Linked DNA regions of Homo sapiens: region 2 is linked to region 1. Evidence: read pairs that join two places in POLR2A ChIA-PET (ENCODE). Cell type or tissue: Caco-2. All regions are shown on one strand. Each heading gives the region's core, and the rest is flanking DNA. Links, peaks and the distances in the headings are about the cores only.

Region 1 (4,382 bases), core at 87-4,086:
CGAGACAGGCAGATCACTTGAGGCCAGGAGTTCGAGACCAGCCTGGCCAACATGGTGAAACACCATCTCTACTAAACATACAAAAATAAAAAAAAATAGCCGGGCATGGTGGCTCTTGCCTGTAATCCCAGCTACTCAGGAGGCTGAGGCAGGAGAATCGCTTGAACCCGGGAGGTGGAGGTTGCAGCAAGCCAAGATCGTGCCACTGCACTCCAGCCTGGGAGACAGAGTGAGACTCCATCTCAAAAAAAAAAAAAAAAAAAAAGAAAGAACACAGAAGAGGAAGAGGAGAGGGGTTTCTGAAGAAGGAAGATACCTGAGAAATGTCATGGGGTAAAGAGGGGAGAAAGCTGGGAAAGAAGCCAGAATCAGGGCGGGGTCTAAAGAGGGGCAGGATGGAGACCTGCAGGTGTGGTCTCCAGGGCAGGAGGGTTGTTAGGGGCAGGCCCACCTGGCTATGCTTACCTTCCACTCCTGCCCCTAGATCCATGGAACCCAGTGACATGCCTGCTGGCTACCACTGCCCCTTAGACTCTGCCCCCTGGGATGAGACCAGAGACCCCCAGAGCACAGAGCTGATCCCCAGGAGAGCCATCAGCCGCTCTCCAACCTGCGCCCGCTGCCGCAACCATGGTGTCACCGCCCATCTCAAGGGCCACAAGCGCCTCTGCCTCTTCCAGGCTTGCGAGTGTCACAAATGTGTCCTCATCCTGTGAGTATGAGGTCTGGGAGGGGAGGAGGATGAGCCTCCTCCAAAGGGTGGCTGACCTTTGACTTGCAACTCCCCACTTTTAGGGAGCGCCGCAGGGTCATGGCTGCCCAGGTGGCCTTGCGTAGGCAGCAGGAGGCGCAGCTAAAGAAGCACCTGATGAGGAGAGGGGAAGCCTCTCCCAAAGCTCCCAACCACTTCAGAAAGGGAACCACTCAGCCACAGGTCCCCTGTGAGTGTCTCTGACCAGCGATGGGGCAGGAGTTTGGGTACAGGAGGCAGGTATGGGAAAAAGAGGCCCAGTCCTGCTGCTGAATTGGTGTACGACCTTGAACTAAGGGTTTCTACTCCCTCGGCCTCAGCTGTCCCAGCGTTGAGAGAATGCAGCGAGTTCTGTGGGTCAAAAATGGGCTAGAGGCCGGGCACAGTGGCTCACGCCTGTAATCCGAGCACTTTGGGAGGCTGAGGCAGGCAGACCACGAGGTCAAGAGATCGAGACCATCCTGGCCAACATGGTGAAACCCCGTCTCTACTAAAAATACAAAAATTAGCTGGGCTTGGTGGCGCATGCCTGTAGTCCCAGCTACTCGGGAAGCTGAGGCAGGAGAATCACTTGAACCCAGGAGGCGGAGGTTGTAGTGAGCCAAGATCACGCCACTGCACTCCAGCCTGGGCGACACAGCAAGACTCCATCTCAAAAAAAAAAAATGAGCTAGATGGGGGAGATGAGAACTGTCTGGGGTTGGGGTAGGATAGGGGTCAGGAGAAAGGGCTCATTAGAGCTCTCCCTGGTCCTTCACAGCTGGAAAGGAGAACATAGCACCCCAGCCTCAGACCCCCCATGGGGCAGTCCTGCTGGCACCGACACCCCCCGGGAAGGTAAGGAGAGGCTGGGGCCTGAGAAAGTGTCCCCCACCCTAGTTCCTACCCAGACCCTTTCTTCTGTGCCCTCAACACCTGGGTTCTAGCCCCAGCCCTGGTTTGCTATGTAATCTAGTCAAATCACTGCTCTTCTCTAGGCAAAATGAGGGGAAAACGAGGGCCTCCCAGCCCCAAAGTTTTGGGGTTCTGCCCGTATCCCAGAATACACTCAATCCTTTTCCAGCCTTGTACCCAACTCCAGCCTGTGCCCTCTGCCCCTGCAGAACTCCTGTGGGCCTCTGCTGCTCAGCCATCCCCCGGAAGCCTCGCCCTTGTCCTGGACTCCGGTGCCTCCTGGCCCTTGGGTCCCTGGACACTGGCTGCCTCCAGGCTTCTCCATGCCACCACCAGTGGTGTGCCGCCTGCTGTACCAAGAACCTGCTGTCTCTCTGCCTCCCTTCCCTGGTAAGATGATAATTCAACATTCATTCAACATATATTTGAGTGCCAATCTGCCACATATTGGAGAGGGAAGAGGAAGAAAGCATAGGTGGGGAGAGGGAGGAAAGAAACTATGACCTTGGCCCCTATACACTCTGCATTCTTTTATTCTTATTAGGCTTTGACCCTGGCACCTCCCTCCAGCTGCCCACTCATGGGCCCTTCACCACCTGCCCAGGATCTCACCCAGTACTGACAGCTCCTCTTTCTGGAGAGCCCCAAGGGCCCCCTAGCCAGCCCCGCACGTGAGTAGGGAGAGAAGGATGTGTATCATAAGCCTAAGCCTGTGCTGTGTCCAACCACAGTGCTGGTGTCCAACCACAGTGGATAATGAAGATGAAAAGGTCTCTGACTAATAGGCAAGGCAGAGCTCTCCTAGTACTGCCATTTCCTAGCTGTGATGCTTTGGACAATTATCTTTACCTCTCTGAGCCTGTTTTTCTATCAGTAAATTGGAGACACTATTACTTACCTCTCTGATTGTTGTAAGAATTAGCAATAATGTATGGAATAGACCTAGCACAGACTCTTTAATGGTAGCTGTTATATCTGCTTAGACAGATTTGATGGGGTAAGATTGCCTGCTGATATGGGGGGCAGAGATGATGAGAGCCTCAGAGACCCAGGAGAGGGGCCAGAGGCCATTAGGAAAAGCTTCCCAAAGGTGAGCCAAGCTCTCCTTCAAGTTCTATGGTGACTGGGGAACTGGGGGAATGGGACCCAGACTCTGATAGGTCAGGGACAGTAATCTCAGTCTTCTAGGTGTTTTTTTAAAAACCGGCATCAGGTGGGGCCTGGTGGCTCACACCTGTAATCCCAACACTTTGGGAGGCTGAGGTGGGAGGATTACTTGAGGCCAAGAGTTTGAGACCACCTGAGTAACTGAGCGAGACTTCGTCTCTACAAAAAAATTAAAACAGCCAGGAATGGTGGTGCACACCTGTTTTCCTGGCTACTTAGGAGGCTGAGGTGGGAAGATGGTGTAGGCCCAGGAGTTCAAGCTTATGGTGAGCCATGATCACACCGCCACTGCACTCCAGCCTAGGTGACAGAGCAAGAGCCTGTCTCAAAAAAAAAAAAGACACTAGTGATTTCCCATAATCCTCACAGTAGCCCTGGGAGGAAAAACTGGCAAGGATTTTTACTTTACTGAAAACAAAATAAGTCAAGACACAGCTTAATGGCCCAGCAGGCTCTCAGATTCCCAGATCAAAACATGGCAAAATCCTGCCCCTCTTTCAATGTGTGCATGTCTGTTCATCTGTTTAACCACCCTGGCATCTTCTCTCCTTGTTTCTAGACACTCAACTCTGATACTCCAGCCCTGTGGCACCCCAGACCCTCTTCAGCTACAGCCACAGGTCCTGGGAAAGAAGTGGGATCTAGGGCCCTGGGAGGAGGTTGAGCCTGGGGAAGGAAAAAGCAGGAAACTGAAGGAAGCAGGGGCTGAGGAACACTTAGAGGGTGGGCAGAAGCGGGGGTTCCCAGTCTGCTTGTCTCCCTTTCCCTTGCAGGCCTCTGGAGCCTCGTGCCTGGCCCGGACATCTGGCCCCTCAGAGTGGCAGCTGCAGCAAGAGGCAGCTGAAGCCCTCGTGGGGCTGAAAGATTCATCCCAGGCTCCTCGTGTGACCCCTTCTGTGCCCCCCAACCCTGCCTGGATCTCCCTGCTTCACCCCTGTGGCCCACCAGGTGGGCCATGAAAGGAGAGGATGGATAGGGATGGCTGGGAAATGGAGATCACTGAAGTACACAGGGACTAACCAAGGAGATGAGGGGGTCGACAGGTTGAACGTCTTCAGGCCCAGGACCCCAAGCTCCTCAGCCTGGCCCCTGGGATTGCAGTTGAGAGTTATTCAGTGAATCCTTTTTATCAGTTTGGCACTCGACAGCAAATTTCTTGATATCAAGGAAAGTGGGGCACTGAGAAAGGCAGGGACTTGCCCAAGGGCATATAGTGAGACAGTGGCAGGGAACCCAATGCTCTGTCTCTGGACCCAGGCTGCCTGCTGAAGTCTGAAGTGGGGTCTGGCCTGGGAGGAGGTCTGATAAGTGCCTTCAAGGAGCTTACGTTCTAGTTAGGGAAATTGGATGCCTTCACAAGGCTCAGTGACAAACCTGAAGAAGATTGGAGGAACCTTGAAGAGTGAGAAACACCTAGGGGGACAGACAGGGAAAGCTGCGAATTCTCTTGTCCAAATAGTGGATTGGGCAGACTGGCCTGGAGGAAATGCTAGAACAGAGGGAAAGGAGGCTGGAGAGGCTTCTGATGGTGGAGATCTGGCATGCCAGGCTTAGGTGTCTAGAACAGCAA
Region 2 (4,382 bases), core at 320-4,319, 690 kb before region 1:
CTGGGAGATCAAGGCTGCAGTGAGCTGTCATTGCACCACTGCACTCCTCCTGGGGTGACAGAGCAAGACCCTGTCTCAAACAACAACAACAACAAAAACTTGTAGTCTGGGCGCAATGGCTCACACCTGTAATCCCAGCACTTTGGGAGGCCGAGGTGGGTGGATCACGAGGTCAGGAGATCAAGACCATCCTGGCTAACATGGTGAAACCCTGTCTCTACTAAAAATACAAAAAAAAAATTAGCCAGGCGTGGTGGTGGGAGCCTGTAGTCCCAGCTACTAGGGAGGCTGAGGCAGGAGAATGGCATGAACCCGGGAGGTGGAGCTTGCAGTGAGCCAAGATCACACTACTGCACTCCAGCCTGGGCAACAGAGCGAGACTCTGTCTCAAAAATAAATATACAAAAAAAAACTTGTATACAAGTGTTCATAGAAGCTGCATTTTTAATAGCCAAAAATTGAAAACACCCCAAATGTTCATCAACAGGTAAATGGATAAACAAACTGTGGTACATCTGTACAATGGAATACTACTTGGCAATCAAAAGGAATGTACTATTGATACATACAGCAACATGAATCAATCTCAGAATAATTATGTTGGACTCCTCCCCCCAAAAAGGAACATACTATATGATTCCGTTTATATAAGACTCAAGAAAATACAAACTAATCTATAGCAATAGAGAACAAATCAGAGGTTGCTTGAAAAATAGGGATGGGAGTGTAAGTGGGTGGGAGAGATTACAAAAAAATACAAGGAAATGTTGAGATTACAGAAATGCTCATTTAAATATGAGCAGTGGAAGGGCGTGGTGGCTCACACCTGTAATCCCAGCACTTTGGGAGGCCAAGTGGGGAGGATTGCTGGAGTCCAGGAGTTTTGAGACCAGCCTGAGCAACATGGCAAAACCCTGTCTCTAAAAAAACCAAACAAACAAAAAAACTAGCGAGGCATGGTGTACATGCCTGTAGTCCCAGCTACTTGGGAGGCTGATGTGAGAGAATCAAAATAAATAAATAAATAAATATGAGCCATTTGTTTTATGTCAATTATACCTTGATAAAGTTTTTTTTAGTGACTTTGGGAATATAACAACCAAACACAGTCTCAGGGCTTTTTTGCATTCTGTTTTGAACAAAGTAACCAAAAATGACTTTTCTGAGATCATTGGAGAAGTATGAATATGGACTGAGTGTTAGATGAAATTAAAGGAATATTATTTTTGCTAGCTGGAATAATGGCATGATGGTACTGCTAAACTTTTTATCATTAAGCAATGCATACTGAGATAGTTATGGGGCAAATATCTGGGATTGTTTAAAATGCTTCGGAAAACAGGAATACATAAAATAAGCTGAGGAGAATGCTGATAATTGGTGAAACTAGGTGATAGGAGTTTATTGCATTCTTCTCCCTACTTTTGTAGATATCTGAATGTCACTTTCATAATAAAGTTAGAAACAGGCTGGGCGTGGTGGCTCACACCTCTAATCCCAGCACTTTGGGAGGCCAAGGCAGGAGGATCGCCTGAGCCCAGGAGTTCAAGACCAGCCTGGCCAACATAGCGAAACCCCATCTCTACTAAAAATACAAAAATCAGCCAGGCATGGTGGCATGTGCCTGCAGTCCCAGCTACTTGGGAGGCTGAGACACAAGAATTGCTTGAACCCAGGAAGCAGATGTTGCAGTGAGCTGAGATTGCACCACTGCACTCCAGCCTGGATGACAAAAGTGAGACTCTTGTCTCAAAAAAAAAAAAAAAAAAAAAAGACTCGAATAAAATAAAAAGAATGACTCCTAGATCTCTAATTCTAGCAATCAGGGTATGGTAATACCACTTACCAAGATGCATGGGAGATAAACAGGTTCAGAGGAAATCAAGTTCTCATTAAGGGCCACATTAAGGTTCATAAAGAACCTTTGGGCCAGGCGTGTTAGCTCATGCCTGTAATCCCAGCACTTTGGGAGGCCGAGGTGGGCAGATCGCTTGAGGCTAGGAGTTTGAGACCAACCTGACCAACATGATAAAACCCCATCTCTACTAAAAATACAAAAATTAGCCAGGCATGGTGGCAGGTGCCTGTTATCCCAGTTACTCAAGAAGCTGAGGCAGGAGGATCACTTGAACCTGGGAGGCAAAGGTTGCAGTGAGCCAAGATCATGCCACTGCACTCCAGCCTGGGCAACAGAAAAAAAAAGATCAGCAAAAAAAAAAAAAAAAAAAAAAAAAAGGCTCACAGGGCGGAGTCTGAGGGAGATCCCATGAGCTGCCACCTGTCCTCTTTCAGTGGACTTGTGTGGAGAGGGCTTTATTCCCCAGCAAGAAGCCATGACAAGCATGGAGCACTTCCAACCAGGAAAACTCACCCAAGCTCTGGTGTCCAAGGTGTTCACTGGGGGTCAGTTACATAGGCAGAGAGCACCCAAGTGACAACTCCTCAGTCTCCAGCCCACAGAGGTCAAACTAACACAGTGTTGCCCAAAGCCCCAGGTATGCAAAAACAGACACCATGAGTCATGGTGTTAGCATAAACTATCCCTCTGTCCCACCCAAGGCCCAGATGTGTACAGATACTGTTATCAGGCAGGATATTCCAAAGGCTTAGAGCTTAAGGAGTGGTCAAGGGCCAGTTTTTTTCTTTGGAATGTTCAATACTTAAGGACCCATGCCAGCAGAGTTAAGGCTTTACTGCACGTGGCCCTACTTCTGCCAATGAACTTGGAGCTTACGTAGCATCTTTTTTTTTTTTCTTTTTGAGATGGAGTTTCGCTCTTTTTGCCCAGGCTGGACTGCAATGGCACGATCTCGGCTCACCGCAACCTCCGCCTCCTGGGTTCAAGTGATTCTCCTGCCTCAGCCTCCCGAGTAACTGGGATTACAGGCATGTGCCACCATGCCTGGCTAATTTTGTATTTTTTAGTAGAGACAGGGTTTCTCCACGTTGGCCAGGCTGGTCTCGAACTCCCGACCTCAGGTGATCTGCCCGTCTTGGCCTCCCAAAGTGCTGGGATTACAGGCGTGAGCCACCGTGACTGGCCATAGCATCTTAATAAAGAACAATAAATTTGTTTGGGAGGCTGAGGCAGGAGAATCGCTTGAACCCAGGAGGCGGAGTTTACAGTGAACCAAGATCATGACACTGCACTCCAGCCTGGGTGACAGAGTTGGACTCCAGATCAACACCAACACCAACAACAACAACAAAAAAAAAAAAAAAAAAAAAAAAGAACAATAAATTTGTAGAGAATGACAAGACACAGGAAAAGAACTTTTGAGCTTCCGGGCACAGCAAATTGTGGGAAGATAAATATATTGGGCAACTAGTGGAAGATAAGGGCTGGCTCATAAGGTTTGTTATATAGATTCCCCTCCTGCCATCTGTGGGCTGATAAGAGTCTAGAGATTGTATTGGCTATTAAGAAATCATCCTGCCCTTCTTGGTAGAGAAGGGGAGGGCAGAGTTCTTTCATGTGTCTGCTTTTTCTCAACTGTCTTCAGCTCAAAATAATGCTTATGCTGGGGTGGCAAATTTGAGGTAACACACTCTCAACCCCTTCACCCATCAATCTAAGGTGACCAGGAACTAACTTGTAGTCTAACAAAGCCAGGTTCACTGACCCATTTCAATGAGGGAGAATGCACACCAGAACCATGGGGCATCTCACCAAACAAAGGAAAAGATTGGCCAAGCAAGGTGGCTCATGCTTGTAATCCCAGCACTTTGGGAGCCCAAGACAGGAGGATCACTTGAGGCCAGGAGTTCAAGACCAGCCTGGGCAACATAGTGAGAATCCCTCTCTTAAAAAAAAAAAAAAAAAAAAAGTTTTTTAATTAGCCAAGTGTGGTGGTGCACCTTAATTCCAGCTACTCAGGAGGCTAAGGCAGGAGGACTGCTTGAGCCCAGGAGTTAGAGGCTGCAGTGAGCCTGTGATTGTGGTGATGGAGTGAGACCCTGTGAAAGAGGATAAGGGGGCAGTGGGGAAGGAAAGGGCTGGGAGGGGAGGGGAGGGGAGGGGAGGAGAGGGGAGGGAGAGGAGAAAGAAAGAAAGAAAAGAAAAGAAAGGAAAGAAGGAAGGAAGGAAAGAAAGAAGGAAGGAGAGAGGAAGAAAGAAAGAAAAAGAGAAAGAAAGGAAGGAAGAAAAAGAAAGAAAGAGAAAGAAAGAAAGAAAGAAAGAAAGAGAAACAAAGAAAAGAAAAGAAAGAGAAAAGAGGGAGGAGAGGTAAGGGGAGGGGAGGAGAAGAGGTCAGTTCAAGACCAGCCTGGTCAACAAGGTGAAACCCCATCTCTACTAAAAATACAAAAATTAGCCAGCATGGTGCTGCTAATCCCAGCTACTCAGGAGGCCGAAGCAAGAGAATCACTTGAACCTAGGAGGC

Evidence for each region. Peaks named below come from ENCODE experiments on the same cell type or tissue, not always from the same donor. Only the 100,000 strongest peaks of a DNase experiment are listed, where the experiment ranks them.
Region 2: POLR2A ChIA-PET joins it to region 1 with 5 read pairs; 2 of 35 experiments call an interaction of 5 or more read pairs at or near these places.

Annotation. Positions count from the first base shown.
Region 1 is chr19:41,846,941-41,851,322 of GRCh38, forward strand. It overlaps DMRTC2 (DMRT like family C2), which reads left to right. Exons shown (of 9, transcript NM_001040283.3): 2 at 485-712; 3 at 796-941; 4 at 1,512-1,588; 5 at 1,855-2,035; 6 at 2,190-2,316; 7 at 3,372-3,432; 8 at 3,586-3,760. The coding sequence starts at 489. Among named protein-coding and RNA genes, the nearest start is that of DMRTC2, 4.1 kb to the left of the region's middle. In Caco-2, for the core only: no CTCF peak of the experiment used is centred there; no DNase peak of the experiment used is centred there.
Region 2 is chr19:41,156,773-41,161,154 of GRCh38, forward strand. The region is part of intron 2 of LOC124904790; the gene reads right to left. Among named protein-coding and RNA genes, the nearest start is that of CYP2S1, 34 kb to the right of the region's middle. RefSeq lists an enhancer at 2,276-2,839. In Caco-2, for the core only: no CTCF peak of the experiment used is centred there; DNase peaks (open chromatin) are centred at 2,519 and 3,331.